3 separate regions of the Homo sapiens genome follow, and all the other regions are linked to region 2. The links are chromatin loops, found by intact Hi-C in ENCODE. Cell type or tissue: dorsolateral prefrontal cortex. All regions are shown on one strand. Each heading gives the region's core, and the rest is flanking DNA. Links, peaks and the distances in the headings are about the cores only. Region 1 has its middle 160 kb from the start of LAMA2. Region 2 overlaps THEMIS (thymocyte selection associated). Region 3 overlaps PTPRK (protein tyrosine phosphatase receptor type K).

Region 1 (6,115 bases), core at 562-5,561, 870 kb before region 2:
ACAGGTGTGAGGTCATCTACAACATGAGGTGGAAGTGGGAGAGTCTGTAAGGAACCCCAAAAGTGCTTTAAGAGGAAAAAGGTAGCTCAAAACAAGATCAAGACACAGAGAGCTCAACGCCAGCTCTTGAACGCATCAGTCAAGTGAAAACTTTCTTGCTAATTTCTTCCCTTCCCTCCACTTGCTGGTACCAAGGCTGCCTGAGGCCAGGAGAAGGATTTGCTCAGAGAAAAGAGGAGAGAGATGGAATGGGTTAAGTGCACAGAACAAAGCCAATATAGAAGTCGGCATGTGACTTCTTAAATTTCCATGATTTAAGTCTTCTCCATGACTTCTTAAATCTCAAAGAGGGTTTCTCAACTCCAGAAAAATCAAGTGTGAGTAAAAATGTCGTGGGCAAACATGGGAAATTGGCAGATTTTGTAACTAGACTGATGAGGTGTAAACAGGAGCAGCAGGTAGGGATGCCGAGTGACAGATGTCTCATCAGGCATCTAGAAGACAAGAGGTTGTTTCCTCAGCCCCAAAATAGTTTCTGTCAATGCTGACAATGAAGCAGAGATTTAATTGCCTATACCAAACTCAGTTTGGCAAAGGATTATTTTAACCTTTGCAGTGCAATATATAGACTGCCACCTGGAAACCGGCACAGAAAAGCAACGTTGGTCCAGGTATGAGGTGAGCCTCATCATTTTCCTTTCCTTTTTCCTCCACCTCCCTTCCCCTCCCTCCCCTACTTTTCCCTTCCCTCCCTTCCCTTCCCTTTTTCTCTCTCTGAATCACTTGTAACTTGCTGCATCTGTCTAGCACAGCATCCCTGCACACCCAGCCCCAATTCTCACCTTAATGCTGTTATGCAACATTTTAGTCTTATATTGAAAAATATGGCAAAGAGTCTCTTAAAATTAGAAATTCATTTCTTCACAACTGTTTTCAGTTTCTCATATGTTTGACACTGTGATATATGTTGGTGATGCCACAAGGAACAAGACAGTCTCAACTTCTGTGAGTGTATAGATTAGGTGCAGGAAACCAAAGACATAATTATGAGGTAATGAGAAAATTACAGTAATAACATATATACAAATTGCCAAGGCGCACAGAGGAAGGAGAAATTTGTTGTTCCTCTGAATTTGGGGAAAGCTATAGATGGGGGGGATCCTGCCTAAAGAACCAATTAAATGTCATTATATCCTGTTTAACCATTCCCTGTCTTCCCAACACACTCAAACATCACTGTCCCCAAGGAGTGAGTTACCCAGTTGTTGCTACAAAGGCTGCTGGCTCTGCTAGTTGATGTGCTTCCTTTGTGGGAAAATTGAGGATGTTGTGTGATCCCCACTTTTTTCAGATAGGCACTCTACTGATCCCACTACTGTGTCCAAAATGCCACTGTTAGAATCATTCATTTGAAATTACATCAGTATCTTCAGAAAATTCCTGGTAATTGTGCATTTCCCACCTCATGTTTAGGTGCTTTGGGGGCACTTATGCATGTGTGCTGTGTAACTGATATGCAGTTTTGTGGTTGGGTAGCCAATTCGGCACAACCTAAAGTTTAGGAATGTATTCATATATTCTGGTGTCTGGCAGCCTCAGTTCAGATCCTGCTTCTGGCATTCCATTTACATTACTGTGCCTCAGTTTCTTCACCTCGAAAATGAAGATGCGAAGCCTCTGTGCTTAGCAAATAAACATTTCATAACTGAGATTATTATCTTTATAATCTGGATGAATGAAATAAAAGATCAATGGGAACACTTTCAAAACAAGGAAAAAGTATAAGGGCAGAGGTAACTGTTTTTAAATGAAAGCAAAAACAGTTCAAGACTGTTGGAGAGAATTGTGATCTCTTTTAGAGCCATATTATGTGTGAAATAATCCAGCTAAGAAGAAATAGGGACAGAGTGAGACACCAGCTTCCTGACAAAATTATTAAACTTACCTTCAAAACAACTGCAGAGCAAATCTATGAACTAGTGATTTCTACTATGCAAATTCTTTGCATCATTATACATGGAAATATTCTTTCAACCAGACACTCACACACACGCCAAACAAAAAAGCATGAACAAACATTATATATTTCAGCATACACTTTTTATCTAAAATTTCATTCTCAGCTAACTTTTATAAGCCCATAGTCTGATATGCATAATCATTAAGTCCTCCCATTTCATTTTATGAAGACATTTGTACTATTTTCTTAAGTAAACTCAGTATCATATCTATAATACAGGTTATTAAATTAAAAATGCATTTTTAAATTTAATGGTTTCAAATAATACCCTATAAATAATACTCTAAAATGCTTATTTTTTTTAGTCCTACCTCAAGCTGAATAAATTTTTATTCTCAGAATATTTTTGCCCCCCAAAAGCTCAACATCATTTCCTCATTCATAAAATTTTGTTACAAATTTGGGCTTCAGGACAGGGCAAGGACAAAAAGCAACATTACTAGCACTCTTAGAGCCAAAGTCTTTTGCTTTTCTTTACAAAATTCCTTACTTTCTTTGGAGATTAATGGGCTGTCAGTGGGTTCTGGACAATGACTAAAACTTTAAAATAAGGAAGGGTGACCCCTAGCGTTGGCCTTTAGAAACCAAATTCATGCAAAGTTTCAACAATGTGGGGAAGAATTCAATAACATGCATTATTTTAAAAAGTCAAAATACTGAATTTATTTACCTTAATTGCCTTTAGACACATAAATCGCTATTATTTAAGATATCATTCAAATGCTTTAAGAGAATCTTTCAAATGACAACAATTCCTCCCACAGAAACTCCCCTTCACTGATGAAAAGTGTACAAATCAAAAATGAATAACATAAAAGGAAAAGGCACAAGATTTGCTTGAGTGAGCAAAGAGAAAACTAGTCAAGGAAAAAAAATAAAGGCTAAATATTAACTCCACATTGTACTGAAGATGACAATTCATACTTAAGCCGCAGCATTAGACTTCTGTGAAGTATTTAGTAAGGAAATCTTGAGAGAATCATTTACTTCCTTACTAGTTTTTGCCTCAAAAAATTTACCTTCACAAGCTCAAGGTCATTAGTCCTGCAGAAGCAGGAAAATAGTTCAGCTTAAACACCTGTCACTTGTGACAAAATGAATGAAATGAGAGGTCAAAAGTGACTTACTGCATCATTTGAACTCATTGTCACTCAACAAGAGGAGATTTTGGCAAAAAGCGCACATGCTAGGACAGGGAAATCTTACATTTGAAGGGAAATTCTTCCTGGAGAAAAAAAATATACAGTATGTAGGAAAGCCCTGACATTCTTTCTTAATAAGTTTTATTGCCATTATTTACTAAATCTCTTGACTGGAGCTGGCTTGGCACCAGCACAGAGCTAAGCAAAAATTAGACGTTTCATGCTCCCCTTTTGAGTCTCAGGTGCCAAAGTGGCATAAGAGACGCTTAGGCAAAGTTTGTGCTGAGGACAGCTCTGCCACTTCCTTGTACTTGTACGGACATGAGAAGAAACAGTACAGAATGATGAGGGAATTAAGCATGAGAAGGAATTGGAATATGGCGATGAAACTGCCAATTTAATATGGTAGGTGGAATTTAAAAGGACAATAGAAATTTTATATTAACAATAACTGAAGACACATCATCCATCATCCATACAACACGGTTAGTTCTTAGGATTTGAATTTATTTTCTCACTGTTCTACTGCTTCCATGAAAAGAGAGCCTTTTGCTTGGTGAGATCTTTACAGTTGGTATCTTATGCTTTCTAAGTGCCAGTTCTACCAGCAAACATTTTGTGTTAGTCATTTAAACCCTCCAAAGTCCCTGAATTTGGTTGCAAGTAGATTTTTCTATTTATTTTTCTCCTATATCCTCTGACTTTATCCTGTAGTGGCCCCCTCACCTTTATCAGCAAAGGCATCCCTTTTTTATTTCATATGAATGGTTCCTAGTAAATATCTGTTATGTACATTGTAACTGTAAACTATTTAGATCACACTTGCTAAATTATTTAAAATAATGCTCTGAAAGAATGTTATTTGTATTAACAAAAAACAAGATTTTACTCTCTAAGATTATTTAGCACTAAGAGATTTATTTTACTCTGTTGTGTTTCTGATTTAAACATTTGGAAGAAAGTAAAATACCTCTTTTTAATGTGCATTTTCAATATTTTTTATAAAAAGAATTCATTCAAGCGGGTTCCCTTGAGTTCCTGTTGTCATTGCACCACTGCAATCAAGGACTTTCAATCACAAGCAATATGTCTATCATAAAATTTTTCATTTATTTAGCAAGAAGGTAATCTTTAATAGGTGCATACATAATTTCATTTTGTGTGACTGATTTACCTGCCTACTGGTGCTCATTCTAGCAGAGCATTAGCACTCTCTGGGAACTACTGTTTCTTTTAAAAGCTGCATCAATACCTTCCAGTGACTAATTTAATTCATTCAGTGACTAAGACACTGAAATGGTCTCTTAGAAATTCAGCTTTCAAAGTGCATGGAAATCTCAGGAAGGAACTTATGTACACATTGTGGTTTTCTTTACATGTAACTCCTACAAGTAAGCATAGCAGGTCCCTGAGAAATGTTGGGAAGGCAACCTCTCTTTACCAAACGATACTGCAAGACAATACCCTACTCAAACACACACTCTTCAAATGCAAATGCATACAAAAGTTAAGTAGTAAATACTGTGCTTTGGGGGCGTGATATGCAAGAAAGCATGAGGAGTGAGGGTATAACAGAAGACACCTTGTTGGGCAATCCATCGTATTAAAGATTTGGTGAAATAATGATTCATTTTATTTCATAGTTGAAACCACAATTTTATATTAAACGTATTATGAAGTATAATTCAGCAATGCTTGAATTATACAGACAAAACATAGGGATCCAAAGATATTTAGTATTTAGTATGTATACTAAATAGAGACATTTAGTATTTGCTGGAGTGCTTTAATCTATTTTTCCAAGTCCTTTGGGTTCAAAGAGACTTATTCTTCTATTTGGAATAAATCTATGGAAAAGTTCAAGGTCAAATTTTCCTTTCAAATTTAGACTCTCCTGGAAGAGGTAACATATAAAGCTGTTTAAATAAAAGTGTAAGCATATTCATCATATCCATGTGAAAATCAAGAACAGCTGCCTATACGGAATAAATGGGTAGACAAAAGAGACAGAGAGAGAGGGGGGGAGAGAGAGAGATGATAGATGATAGATATGTGGATGATTGGTAGGTGGGTAGGTAGATAGATGGATGGATGGATGGATGGATGGATGATAGACAGATAGATACGAGAAAGAGACTGAGTGAGAGCAAGCACTTTGACGAGGATGAGGACCATATTTAAAGGCTGTATAGGGAAAGCAGGTTCAGCCACATGGGGAAAAGCTGGGGAAGAATGCGAGTCTAATGCTTCTGGGTGGGTTCAGAGTGGAAGATACAACCGGAAGGCAAAGCAACAAAAGGAAAGATAGGAACATGGGAACATCCCAAGGACAGGTGGCTGACAGCACAGTTTTGTGAAAGTCTACCTTTAACATCCATATCCTTAAAACAAGGAGACTTTCGATACAAAAACTCAGACTGATATCCTATCCTTTGTTCTATACAATGAAAACATTTAAGCAGTAACTTAGATAAATCTGTAATGTGACCTAAAACTATGAAGAGACTATGTTGTTTTGTTTAACCAAAATCCCCAAACCATCTGGATTAGCTTAAGAGAACAGGGTAATTTAAAGACAATATTAAATAAGATGAATGTGAAGTCTTATGCTTAAGTCTAAACATTCAACTGCAAAAGGGATAGTGTAGTTTAGCTGAAATTAGAGTGAATCTGGTTTCTAAAGCAGATCTGCCACTAATTACCAAATAAGAGGCTATAAGGAAATGCTTTTTCTGAGCCTGACATCTCTCCATCAGTCTATGTCACTTTGACTGCAATTCCAAGCTAAGTGACATGTGGTTTTTCCAGTAGCCACTGCCAACCTTATGATCCCTCCCAAGACTTGACTTTTTATTTTAATTATGAAAATTTTGTGTTCTTTTTTTAAAAAAACTAACATTACAGCACTGTACGAAGTAGTAAAGAGTTTTTAATGCTTCATCAGTTAACATTT
Region 2 (6,115 bases), core at 781-5,780:
AAGGCACATGGCTCTTTCATTACAGCCTTCAGGGGCAATGTTTGATCACTGAAAACAGGCTGCTTTGTTCCAGCTTTCTCTGATGTTTGGCATTATTCTGAATACATATGCTTTGACTTGGATAGAATCAGTCTGTAAAGATTTAATAGATTCGAGATTTGCTTATTCAAAATACATGTTTTATGGTTAAAATGAAATGAAAGCCATTTTAATATGTATGTCTATATATACACAGATATATTTCAGACACATATCTCAGCAATTTTTTTAAAAGCAATTACACATATTATGTGTTTGTTTTGAGATAATGAAAGTTGGATATTTTTAAAATTCACCATTTTAACTTATCAAGAAGGAAAAAATATATTTTAAGACACATTATATTGGTGATAATAAAATACAAGATTTCCAGTTTTAGCGACTTAAGCTTTGCTATATGTCCCTGTCACCTATCATAGACATAACTTTCTAGCTTTCTAGTGCTGGACATCTCTGAACACTTTCTTTATTAAAAATGAGTTAACAGCTTTCTTGGTTGAAGAACATTGGAAGTCACGAAATATTAAAGAGAAATTACAAAAGATTATTATTTACATGATAGTCTTTTCCTTATGTGACTGAAAGAAGTGAGCTTTTTTCTTCCAAAAGGAAAGACTTGCTTGGAAAAAGACCTGAAGAGTCAAAAGCTTTTCTTGTGGTGACCAAGACTCATGAAATTTCTTTTTATAGAATTCTCTGGCTTCTATTCCATGTGAATTGATATGAAATCTCACATAAATTTATCTTTTTATTTTGAATTCCAATTGAACCTTTAAAAGAAAGATGACATTCCAACTCAGCCAATTTGATATACATTACATTTACAATTAGATAATCAGTGCACTGAAATTAAGCCCAACAGACTTCAGCTGAAATGGGCTACGTTAGATTATGTTCCATTTAATATGACAAAGAAAAATTTTACTATTTGCTTCTTTACTTAAAAGCCTTCCCTTTCCCTCTCTCCACTTATAACATCCTCTAACTCAATGATGCCCAGTGCTTTCTCTGCTTAACACATTTTCCCCTCTATGTTAGTTTTGCAACAATTTCAAACAGAGACTATATTGTTATCCATTTGTTGCCTAGGCCAATGTTTGCAAACCTTAATGTCCTTATAAATCATCTAGGGATCTTGTTAAAAACACAGGTTCTGATTCAGTAGGTCTGGGGTCTAAGATTCTAACAAGCTCTCAGGTGATGTGGTGGACCAAGGTTTGTATAGCAAACACTTAGAGTACAAATGACCTGTCCTTAAATGTGTTTTTGGACCATGATAACTGGAAATGTAGATTCTGTGACTTTGTGGTTGCTTCATACTTTAAATTGCTTTTTTATTTATTGATAATGAATCAATAATGAATGCTCTGAACCATCAGGACTCCCTCTACTTCCCTAGTCTCTGTTTTTACCACTTCCTCCTTCTTACTTACATTTTAGACATAACAAAGTACTTGAAGTTTCCAGAATGTATCAGGCTCTTTCACATCTCAGTGCCTTTTCAAATACTATTTCCTCTGCCTGTCCTGGTGTCCTGTGACTCTTCCTTTAAAACTCAAATCTGCAGTCATCTCCTCCAGGAATCCTTCTCTAATCTCTTTTTCATGTAATTGCATAATTAAATGCCTTCAGTATACTCCCACATTGCCCTGTATTTCCTTTATTACACCCTTCTCCTAATCTGTTGCAATTGTCTGCTTAATTGTTCTTTCCCTTCAAGACAATGCTTCTGGGGGGAATGAATAATGCATTTTATCTCTGATTCCTATTGCCAATCGCCAACATAGTAGGTTTTTTTTTTTAATCAAAGTTTGCTGAATGAATGAACAGGGGAAGTTGATGTGTTGTAGTCATACAAGAAAGTAATGCAATATTTCTTCTCATGAAGTTTAAAATTGAATTGGGAGTCATAAAAACTGAAACTCATAAAAAATTAAGTATAGGGTGAGATAATACTAAAGATATAAAATGTTAGTATGTGATTAATTGCCAAATGAGGATCATAGCAAATAACCATTCAGAGTCAATTGGGGGAAAAATGTCACTGTGGATTTATTAGTATTTTTAATACCTCAATTTGTTCCACAAAGGACTTGAGCCTGCTGATAACATTAAGCATTAAAGTTAACGAAAATATGAGCACATATGTAGTTAAGGGAATAGTATGAGACAAGGAGAGGGTTATGGAAATATGTACCGGAAGCTTGAGGAATGGATAGACTATCCTTAATATGTATTCTTTAGATGTATTCTTCTTGTCTGCAAAAATGCTTCTTGCTCAGATAAGGACAGTAATGTGGGTGTGCTGGATTTTCATACCCACTCTGCCTGGGAAGCTGACTTCTGTGGGGACATTAGTAGCTCGCTTGTCCTCTGGCTTCTGGCAGAATTTGGCTAATGGGATGCCTATGGAGAAGAGTGAGGTCAGGACATTTATTTTCTTTGGTTGCCTAGAACTGGCTGTGCCTCTTTTTAAAGATGGCCCCTATGATAAACTTCCTGAAATTATTCTAATTTGAGTGTGCCCTGTTACCTATTGGGACTCTGATATGACCTCAGAGTTGTTGTTTAGAGCTAGATTGGATACCAGGCTTACTAACTTTTCTGGCAACCATCAATACCATAAAAATGTTCTAGGTGCATGCTACATATCAGGAACAATTCTATGAGGAGGTGGTTCTACACAGAAAAATTCAGAAAACAAACAAGCAAACCTAAAACGCTGTGCTCATATACTTCACATGTAGTATGGCAAAGACAACGTAAATCATCTTGGAAGTCAGGAAAAACTGATATATATAAAAGCTCACAGCTCTATAATGTTTATTTATACTTGCCTTAAGTTAGTGTTGAATTGTAAAGCAATAATATGCCAGAGATATAGTTTTTGGGTTGTTTCCTTTTCACTGGGGGTAGATTATCCAGAATTTTTGCCTCTGCTCTTGGCTGTTGTTCATCTTGTGGTTATTTTACTCCTCACTGTCCTTCCATCAGGGAATATTAAAGGAAAATAAGTGAATGAAAACTTAGCTGTAGCATCTATGATAAAAGGTTTGTCAAGAAGACGATTGAAATACTGACTAAAATGAAGCTTTTCAGTTTATCTGGGTTGGTCTGCCCCCTATCGCCACAAAGATACTCAGAATGGTTTCTAGCTTGTCAAAAACCAAGAGATAAAAATGGGCAAAAAGTTTTACTTTCATGCTAATGAAGAGAACCAGATCTAATAAATAAATATGACCCTCTTAATGTGAAGCCCTGGTGTGCAGACCCTCTTTTTCATCTCCAATTGTATGACAACCTTGTTTGCAGTTGTTATTTAGATCATTTTTGAGTCATATGAGCTTAATTTTGTGACCCAGCAAAAACAGATCATAAATCTCAGTAGTGGAAGATACGTTTGTAGTTTGACCATGGTAAGATGAGCTGAGGGTGCTGAGGAAATCATAAATTCAATTTACAAAAATAACAAAAATAAGATTTATTTATATTTGGCCCAGTGAATAAAGTGAAAATCTAATATTTTTCTGGTCTATGCTGTACATTTTGCCAAGCTTGATTAAATTCCTGTTTAGCAGGTAGCTAAGAGAGGAACTGAATTAAAACACTTTATATTAAGCTTTTGAGTCTACTTTGTTTTTCACTGTTTTCTTTTTAAAAAGCTGTTTTAACTTTTCTTTCCTTTTAGGCTCTATTTATGAAATGTTTGGAAATGAATGCTGTTTTTCAACAGGAGAAGTGATTAAAATTACTGGTCTCAAAGTTAAGAAGATCATAGCTGAAATTTGTGAGCAGATTGAAGGTTGTGAGTCTCTACAGCCATTTGAACTGCCTATGAATTTTCCAGGTACAGCACATTGCAACCACTTATCATTTGTACAACTATATTGTTATTAATATGTATATATACACAACCAAAAACAAGAAAAAAATGGTCTGTTTTTCACTCTAGGATAATGGGGGGGAAAATCCGGAATTGTTATAGTTTGATCATTTTAAGAACGAATGGAAAGCAACTATTTTCTCCTTTTTTAAAGTGAAAGATGTTTATCTTGTACTTAAGAATTAATCTCTTTGGTTAACAAACATTTAGTGAGTTCCAACTATATACACACCACTAGTTGTGCTAAATAATGAGAACCAAGAAATCAAAGATATATTTTCATAAATTCTGTAGAACTAAGTAACATCATTTAAGCCTATCTACCCTCTTTGCTATTCCTACTGTCATTACTCTAGCTCCTTGGATCACCGTTGACCTTGCCTGTCTAATATTACTGAAAAGTCGGCCTGGTCTTTTTTATCTAATTGACTCTACTCAGCCCTCCAAAACTAGCTCAAATATCATGCCATCTAGAAGACTTTTGCTGACCCTCTAACCTAATCTAGATTTCTCTTTTATGTTCCCATAGTATGTTGGGCCTCATAACATACACCTCACTGGATAGTCATTGATGACTTTCTCATTTGCCATATTTTTTACACTAGGGGTTGGCAGACTTTTTCTATAAAGAGCCAAATAGTAAATCTTTTAGGTTTTGTGGCCAGAGGGTCTCTGTCACACCTATTTCACTATGCTATTTATGTGGTAGCACGAAAGCAGCTCTGGATAATACATAAACCAATGAGCATGGCTATGGCTCAATAAAACTTTATTTACAAAAACAGGTGACAAGCAGGATTTGACTCATCTACTGTAGTTTGCTGACCTCTGCTGTAGACTAAAACTCCTTGACATAAAATATGAACATGTGACTTTGTATTTCTGATACCAAGCACAATTTCTGGCACAGAGTGTGTGCTCAGGAATTGTTAACTGAATGAATGAATGAATGACCAGTGGAAGAGAAAAATCTCATAAATCTTAACAATATGATGTGTTTCATGGTTTGATGGAAGTATACTTGTGTTCTTTGTGGGGCTTGAAAAGGAATATCAGACTATAGTTGGTTGTGTTTCAGAACAGGGATTCTGCAGCCATTGTACTTGAATCCCAGCTCTGCCACTTCTTAGCTGAATAACTTTGACAAGTTATTTACCCTCCTTTCATGTAAAATGGGAATAATAATACTGTCTATCTCCTAGTGTTATTGGGAGGGCTACGTATTGAAATATATTTAGTGTTTAGAAAGGTACATGGCATATAGAAAGGTGCATAAAAAAGTGTCAGCTTTTGTTACCATTATTAAGATATTATTACTGTCATTGGAGGAGTCAGGAAAAGCTTTTTAGGGAATGTTTTAATTGGGCTGAGGTTGGAAGAATGAAAATATATTAGCTATATTGAAGTGAGGATTTTTTCAAGTGCTCTAGTATTCAGTCCCCTTTCAAATGAAACTTTCCACATTGTTCAATTCTATTTCTTTCTTACTCATCTTTTATAACAATGATTCTCAAATTTGGCTGCACATTAGAATCACTTAGGGAGCTTTAAAAAATTCTGATGTTCAGGCCACTTACATGAGATATTCTGATTTGTTTGCTCTGTGGCAAAGTCTGGTCATCAAGGTTTCTTAAAGCTCCCAGTGTGATACTAATGAGCAGCCAGTGTTGAGAACCATTACTTTATAAGATGCCTCTCTTAAGTACTCTAATTAGATGTAACAATTCCCTTTTTAAATCACTATAGTTTTTCGTGCCTTAATCATTGCATTTATCACATTTTGCATGTAATTGAGGCTATTTGTGTACTTGTCTGACTACCACCATCTGTCTAATAGATCACAAGTTTGCTGAGGCAGAATCTGAATCTTATTTATTACAATAATCCCCATGGTATTTAGAAAAAGATGCACATAATAAATATTTAGTAAGTTAAAATGACTAGAATCTTTGGTAGAAGGAATTTTTCTTATTAGAATAGTGAAAACACTTAGTTTTTGGCTAACAGTTTAATTTGGGGAGTTGCTATTTAGAATATTCTTTTGAACTTCCAATTAGCATGATAATCTTGCATCTATTAAGTGACAATTTGAAAATGATGTTTATAAAACAGTTTTATTGTAAAGGACAGAGTGAAAATGGAAAGGTAAAGTGATTGGCACTGGTCAGGGTATAGTTTCTTTCTTCAAAGAGA
Region 3 (6,115 bases), core at 672-5,671, 130 kb before region 2:
AAGGACACAAAATATGGTGAGATAGAGGAATACATTTTAGTGTTCTGTACCACTGTAGGATGAGTCTGGTAAATGATAATGTTTAGTTTGAGAGAGCTAGAAGGAAGATACTGAATGTTCACAACATAAATGATACATGTTTGAGAGGACGCATATGCCAATCACCCTTTTCTGATCACTCTACATTATGTGTATTAAAATATCACTATGTACCCAAGAATATATACATTATTATTTGCCAATTAAAGACTAAAATATAATTTTTTAAAAGTATTTTTAAAAATTAACTTTAGAATTAAATACAGTAAGATAGCGGCTAGCCTTTTGATTTGCTGGGAATCATATTCTACACCTAATAATTCATTTTCATTTCTCTTCAGATCATGATTCAAATAGTCTTTACACTGTTACTCTCCTCCCCTTTGATAACCGTCATTCTCTTGCCCACCCCCACCATTTGCATTTCCTGTGAAGCGTGGCTCCTCAGATTTCCCGTTTAAAGTTTTGGGAATTAATTTTCTTTTGCCTTGGTATTTACAAGAGGTGAAGACAGTGAGTGAGCCAACATTCTCACATTGTTGCCAGAGGACACACAACTAGATGAATCTAAAAATATTCAATCTTGAGTTAAATTTTGAAGCGTGAATCTGCCACTTGATCAATTCTATGAACTTGAAATTATGTGTATTAAATTTACATAAAATGAAAATTGTGAGAGAGGTGTGGAACTTAAACAGTGTTATTTTCAATTTGAAAATAATTTAGAACTCTTGTTCCAATCTTTAGTTTATACCAAAGCAGATACTCTGCATGAAGCTATTTGTACATTAATAAGCTTTTACACAGCAGGGACAAGTGCTGTGCCTTGCAGTTTGTTAAATCAATTTGATTCTACCTATCTGACAGTGGAAAAAGTCCTTATTTAAGGTTATGAAGACTAACATGCTTCTTACAATTCATTAAATTTAATTGTTTTTCAGTGCTGGTGCTGGACGAACTGGCTGCTACATTGTGATTGACATCATGCTAGACATGGCTGAAAGAGAGGGTGTTGTTGATATTTACAATTGTGTCAAAGCCTTAAGATCTCGGCGTATTAATATGGTCCAGACAGAGGTATGTAGATTTACCTGTAGTGGACTTTTTTTTATTTTTTATTTTTTTTGCAAACAAAGAGTAGATGTCTCTCATATATACTCTACTCAACCGAAAGAGATGTTTTTCATGTGTAATCAATATTAGCTGAGTCATATAGAAAAATATTGGTGTTTTAATTCATATTTCCATATAGAGAAAATTTTCTGTATTTCCTAACTTTGATGACAGAAAAGTGATACTAAAACTAGTACAAAATTTTCTTTTTCATTCTTTTGGTAGGAACAGTACATTTTTATTCATGATGCCATTTTAGAAGCCTGCTTATGTGGAGAAACTGCCATACCTGTCTGTGAATTTAAAGCTGCATATTTTGATATGATTAGAATAGACTCCCAGACTAACTCTTCACATCTCAAGGATGAATTTCAGGTATTAACTATTTCTAAAACCTCTTTTGTGACTTACTACAATTTGTTCTGGGCGCTAGGAATCCTTTCAAGGAAGGTCTTTCAAGTCAAATTTATAACCTTTGATCCTGTTTTAAATACAATACGTATCTCTTTCATTATACATATTATATAGTCACTTTTCTATTGATGAATTTATATCTACTATATCCAAAATGACAAATAAGTTCAGACTTAGGGAAGAGCAAAGGGGAAAGGTATCATAAAAGTCAAAAATTAGGCCAGGCGCAGTGGCTCATGCCTGCAATCCCAGCACTTTGGGAGGCCGAGGCGGGTGGATCACGAGGTCAGGAGATCGAGACCATCCTGGCTAACACGGTGAAACCCCGTCTCTACTAAAAAGACAAAAAAAATTAGCCAGGCATGGTGGCGGGTGCCTGTAGTCCCAGCTACTCGGGAGGCTGAGGCAGGAGAATGGCGTGAACCTGGCAGGCGGAGCTTGCAGTGAGCCGAGATTGCACCACTGCACTCCAGCATGGGCAACAGAGCGAGACTCCGTCTCAGAAAAAAAAAAGAAATAATAACAAGTCAAAATGAGTGGTGATTTGTGTGTATTTAGTGTGTATTTATAGCCTTTTTTTCATGCAGTCATACAGATTTTGACCTGGGTCACTCACAATGTGATGAGATCAAGCACATTAATTATAACTGAGTCTGGGTTCAGTGGCAGCTCACACCTATAATCCTAGCACTTTGGGATGCCAAGGCAGGCAGATCTTGAGGTCAGCAGTTCAAGACCAGCCTGGCCAACATGGCAAAACCTCATCTCTACAAAAAATATAAAAAATAGCCGGGTGTGGTGGTGCATGCCTGTAGTCCCAGCTACTCAGGAGGTTGAGATGGGAGGATTGCTTGACCCTGGAAGTTTGCTTAACCCTGGAAGGCTGTGGTGAGCCAAGATATTGCCACTGCACTCCAACCTGGGCAACAGAGTAAGACCCTGTCTCAAAAATAATAATAGTAATAATAATAATAAATGAAGTTTGTAGTACATGTTATTTCAAAATAGCCCTAAATGTTTTCACTGCCCTTAAAACACCCCTGAAGGTGGGTGAAAATAAAATCAAGGGCAGAGACCAAATTCTTTGATTGTTGATCCAGTGCTCTTTCCAACATGCCATAGCTTATCTTCAAATATGGCAAGCCCAGATGTTACTACAAATGATACCGTTTCCCAGTGTGATGAAGGGTCATTATCATAATGGACTGCCCGATTGCATTTTCTTTGGTTAAGGCAATGCATTTTGCAGGTAGCAGTGTTGTTTAGCGTACCTTTTCCTTTTAAGAAGAGGAGCCCTGAACAATGTGTGTCTTGTTTCTTTGTCACTTCTCAGGCTTCATTAGCTTTAACTACAAGGTCTATCAGCCTGTCATAGTAGCAAATGCCATTGCCTCGCACAAATCCTTCACTTTCTACTTGGCCTTCTAAATTCCTGATGGATCTGTGTTATACTGTTAAATGGGTCACACTGTCTTTTAACCTGGGTTCTCTTTTCTTTTTAGACTCTGAATTCAGTCACCCCTCGACTACAAGCTGAAGACTGCAGTATAGCGTGCCTGCCAAGGAACCATGACAAGAACCGTTTCATGGACATGCTGCCACCTGACAGATGTCTGCCTTTTTTAATTACAATTGATGGGGAGAGCAGTAACTACATCAATGCTGCTCTTATGGACGTAAGAGACTGCCCTCTTTGTTAGTGTAGAGTGTTGTGGAAAGCTACATAATGCAACTGAACACTGGCTAGTTTTCTTTTCGAGGAAATTAAAATAACCTAAAAAGGAAAAGTGGAAACTTTTATTGAAACACATTTTTTTGGAAAATGATTTTAGGTTTTCCCTATAGAGATTCTTAAGAACTGTCATTTTTATAGCTTTATTGTAGATTTGGAGCTTGATTGTCAATTATTATATTCATGTAGTAAATATTGCAAGTTATAAATTTCATCTTAATTATTTTCAGAAAAGAAAATCATGCCTTATCTATTTTGAATATAATTAGAAATGAATTTTTTAAATCACAGAATGCCAAATCCTACAAAAATCATGTTAATTTGGGAAATTTTTATTTCTGACATTTAATGTTTCAATAATTTACAATTAATTTGTTGGCCATTAATCAATAAGGACTATTATAAGTAACTAGAGAGGGGATGGATGGTATTATGTTAACACATCCATCATAATGAAAGAACAATCTTGCCCCATTCTAAAATCTTAAATTGCAGGGTGTTATATAGCCCATAGACAGAACAATATGGAAAGAAAGTTTTCTGTTTTAGTTTTTGGTTTTTTTTTTTTTAGACAGAGTCTCACTCTGTCGCCCAGGCTGGAGTGCAGTGGCATGATCTCAGCTCACTGCAACCTCCGCCTCCCAGGTTCAAGCAATTCTCCTGCCTCAGACTCTTGAGTAACTTGGAATACAGGAGCGTGCTCTACCACACCCCGCTTATTTTGTTTGTTTGTTGTTGTTTTTGTTTTTGAGACAGAGTTTCGCTCTTGTTGCCCAGGCTGGAGTGCAATGGCACAATCTCGGCTCACTGCAACCTCTGCTTCCCAGGTTCAAGCGATTCTCCTGCCTTTGCCTCCCAAGTAGCTGGGACTACAGGCATGCACCACCATGCACGGCTAATTTTTTGTATTTAGTAGAGATGGGGTTTCACCATGTTGGTCAGATTGGTATTGAACTCCTGACCTCAGGTGATCCACCTGCCTCGGCCCCCCAAAGTACTGGGATTACAGGCGTAAGCCACCGTGCCGGGCCTTTTTTGTATTTTTAGTAGAGATGAGATTTCACCACATTGGCCAGGCTGGTCTCAAACTCCTGACCTCATGATCCGCCCACCTTGGCCTCCCAAGGAAAGAAAGTTTTAAATTATGACTTTGGCCACTTTACTTTGATTATGTTGGAAAGAAGCAAGAAAGCTATCATGGTTTATAATCTTTTTAAACAGTTTACTGCCTTCATTTCTAGCTTTTGCCCTTTCTCCTATGAAACCATATCAAGGAGAAATTAGAAGCCACGGTTCATTTCTTTCTGACTATAACAGGCTTTCTAAGTTATTGTTCCTGTTAAGCCCACATTCTGTTTCTACGAGTAGTCTTCACCAGTTACTTTACTCTTTTTGGTGCTGCAAAGCGGAATAGTCTAAAGGCAGGCTCTCGTCCTTGCTGTGGTCACTCTTGCCTGTGAAAAGCTCTCATCCTTGCTGTGATCGGAGTCTTGCCTGGCCATTAATCACATCCACTGAAATCACATTAAATCCTAATTATACCTTTTCTTTTTATATTAGGTGTCTGGAAAGGCAAATATACTAAATAGAGAGATGGCATACAATACTTTTTCATTTCTGCATCTAAATATGGAATAAAAAAAGGATGTGTGAACAAGAAAAGGAGAAAATAATAATATTTAGAAAAGCATTGATGCCTTTGAATTTTTTGCCATTGGCATCTTTGTCAAATTTTTCTCAATGTCCAGATTGTCTCCTTTTCTTTTCTTTTTTCTTTTTCTTTTTGAGACAAGCTCTCACTCTGTAGCACAGGCTGGAGTGTCGTGCATGATCACAGATGACTGCAGCCTCAATCTCCTGGGCTCAAGTGGTCCTCCCACCTCAGCCTACCAAGTAGCTAGAACTAAGGTGTATGCCATCATGCCCAGCTAATTTTTTTTTTATTATTTTTTGTAAAGATGGGGTCTTGCTTTCTTGTCCAAGCTTGTCTTTTTTTCTGTATGAAAGTTGAAGCTTGTAATCCACCTGCTCTTACTGTCTGCTTAATCCCCTGTGATTCAAAAAAAAGACATTTCATAGTTAAAGCTGTTCTGGGGATTTAGTAGTGCAAATGAACCGTTGGAGAAGTAAAGCTGGTTTGATTTACAAGAACAGGGTTTATTGTTCACTTCTTTCTCCCTACCCTTTATCCCCATCATTAGTACCCTTTTGCCAGGTCTATGAGGGATTAGGAGCTAGGGCCAAGAATTCTGTAATTTCAAAGCCTTACATATGTTCCTGCATTTAGAGGGAAAAAGAATAGGAAGTCTTCAGTCTTCTCCTCTCTTATCAGCTCCTCCTCATGCATATCCCCTCCCCTGTGGCTCAAAAAATGAGTAGATAGCCGTCAGTCTGCTTTGACTTACCTTTGCATGGAGCAGACATTTGATTGGAAGAAGAGCTTCCTTTCTTCTAACTTTTCTCATTGTATTAGTTCATTCTCACACTGCTAATAAAAACATACCTGAGACTGGGTAATTTATAAAGGAAAGAGTTTTAATTGACTCACAGTTCCACAGGGCTGGGGAGGCCTCAGGATCCCTGCAATTATGGCCGAAGGGGAAGCAAACCCGTCCTTCTTCTCATGGTGGCAGGAAGGGGAAGGAGTGCCAAGCAAAGGGGGAAGCCCCTTATAAAACCACCAGATGTCATGAGAACTCACTCACTATCTGGAGAACAGCATGGGGGAAACTGCCTGCATGATTCAATTATCTCCACCTGGTCCTGCCCTTGACATGTGGGGATTATTACAATTCTAGGTGAGATTTGGGTGGGGAC

The links. Peaks named below come from ENCODE experiments on the same cell type or tissue, not always from the same donor. Only the 100,000 strongest peaks of a DNase experiment are listed, where the experiment ranks them.
Region 1: a loop joins it to region 2, with 4 times the contacts of the local background. A loop is called at or near these places in 32 of 110 quality-filtered maps.
Region 3: it touches region 2 in a loop (3-fold over the local background); 14 of 110 quality-filtered maps call a loop at or near these places.

Annotation. Positions count from the first base shown.
Region 1 is chr6:128,722,290-128,728,404 of GRCh38, reverse strand. No RefSeq gene overlaps it. Among named protein-coding and RNA genes, the nearest start is that of LAMA2, 160 kb to the left of the region's middle. In dorsolateral prefrontal cortex, for the core only: CTCF peaks have their summits at 2,397 and 2,596 (motif pointing left); no DNase peak of the experiment used is centred there.
Region 2 is chr6:127,852,801-127,858,915 of GRCh38, reverse strand. THEMIS (thymocyte selection associated) reads left to right here. Exons shown (of 6, transcript NM_001010923.3): 2 at 3,728-3,886. Among named protein-coding and RNA genes, the nearest start is that of THEMIS, 45 kb to the left of the region's middle. In dorsolateral prefrontal cortex, for the core only: CTCF peaks have their summits at 2,954, 3,157 and 4,784 (motif pointing left); a DNase peak (open chromatin) is centred at 3,155; H3K4me3 peaks cover 544 bases; H3K27ac peaks cover 2,230 bases.
Region 3 is chr6:127,978,243-127,984,357 of GRCh38, reverse strand. It overlaps PTPRK (protein tyrosine phosphatase receptor type K), which reads left to right. Exons shown (of 30, transcript NM_002844.4): 23 at 981-1,116; 24 at 1,378-1,527; 25 at 3,069-3,242. Among named protein-coding and RNA genes, the nearest start is that of PTPRK-AS1, 47 kb to the left of the region's middle. In dorsolateral prefrontal cortex, for the core only: CTCF peaks have their summits at 3,095 and 3,296; a DNase peak (open chromatin) is centred at 3,147; H3K4me3 peaks cover 369 bases; H3K27ac peaks cover 585 bases.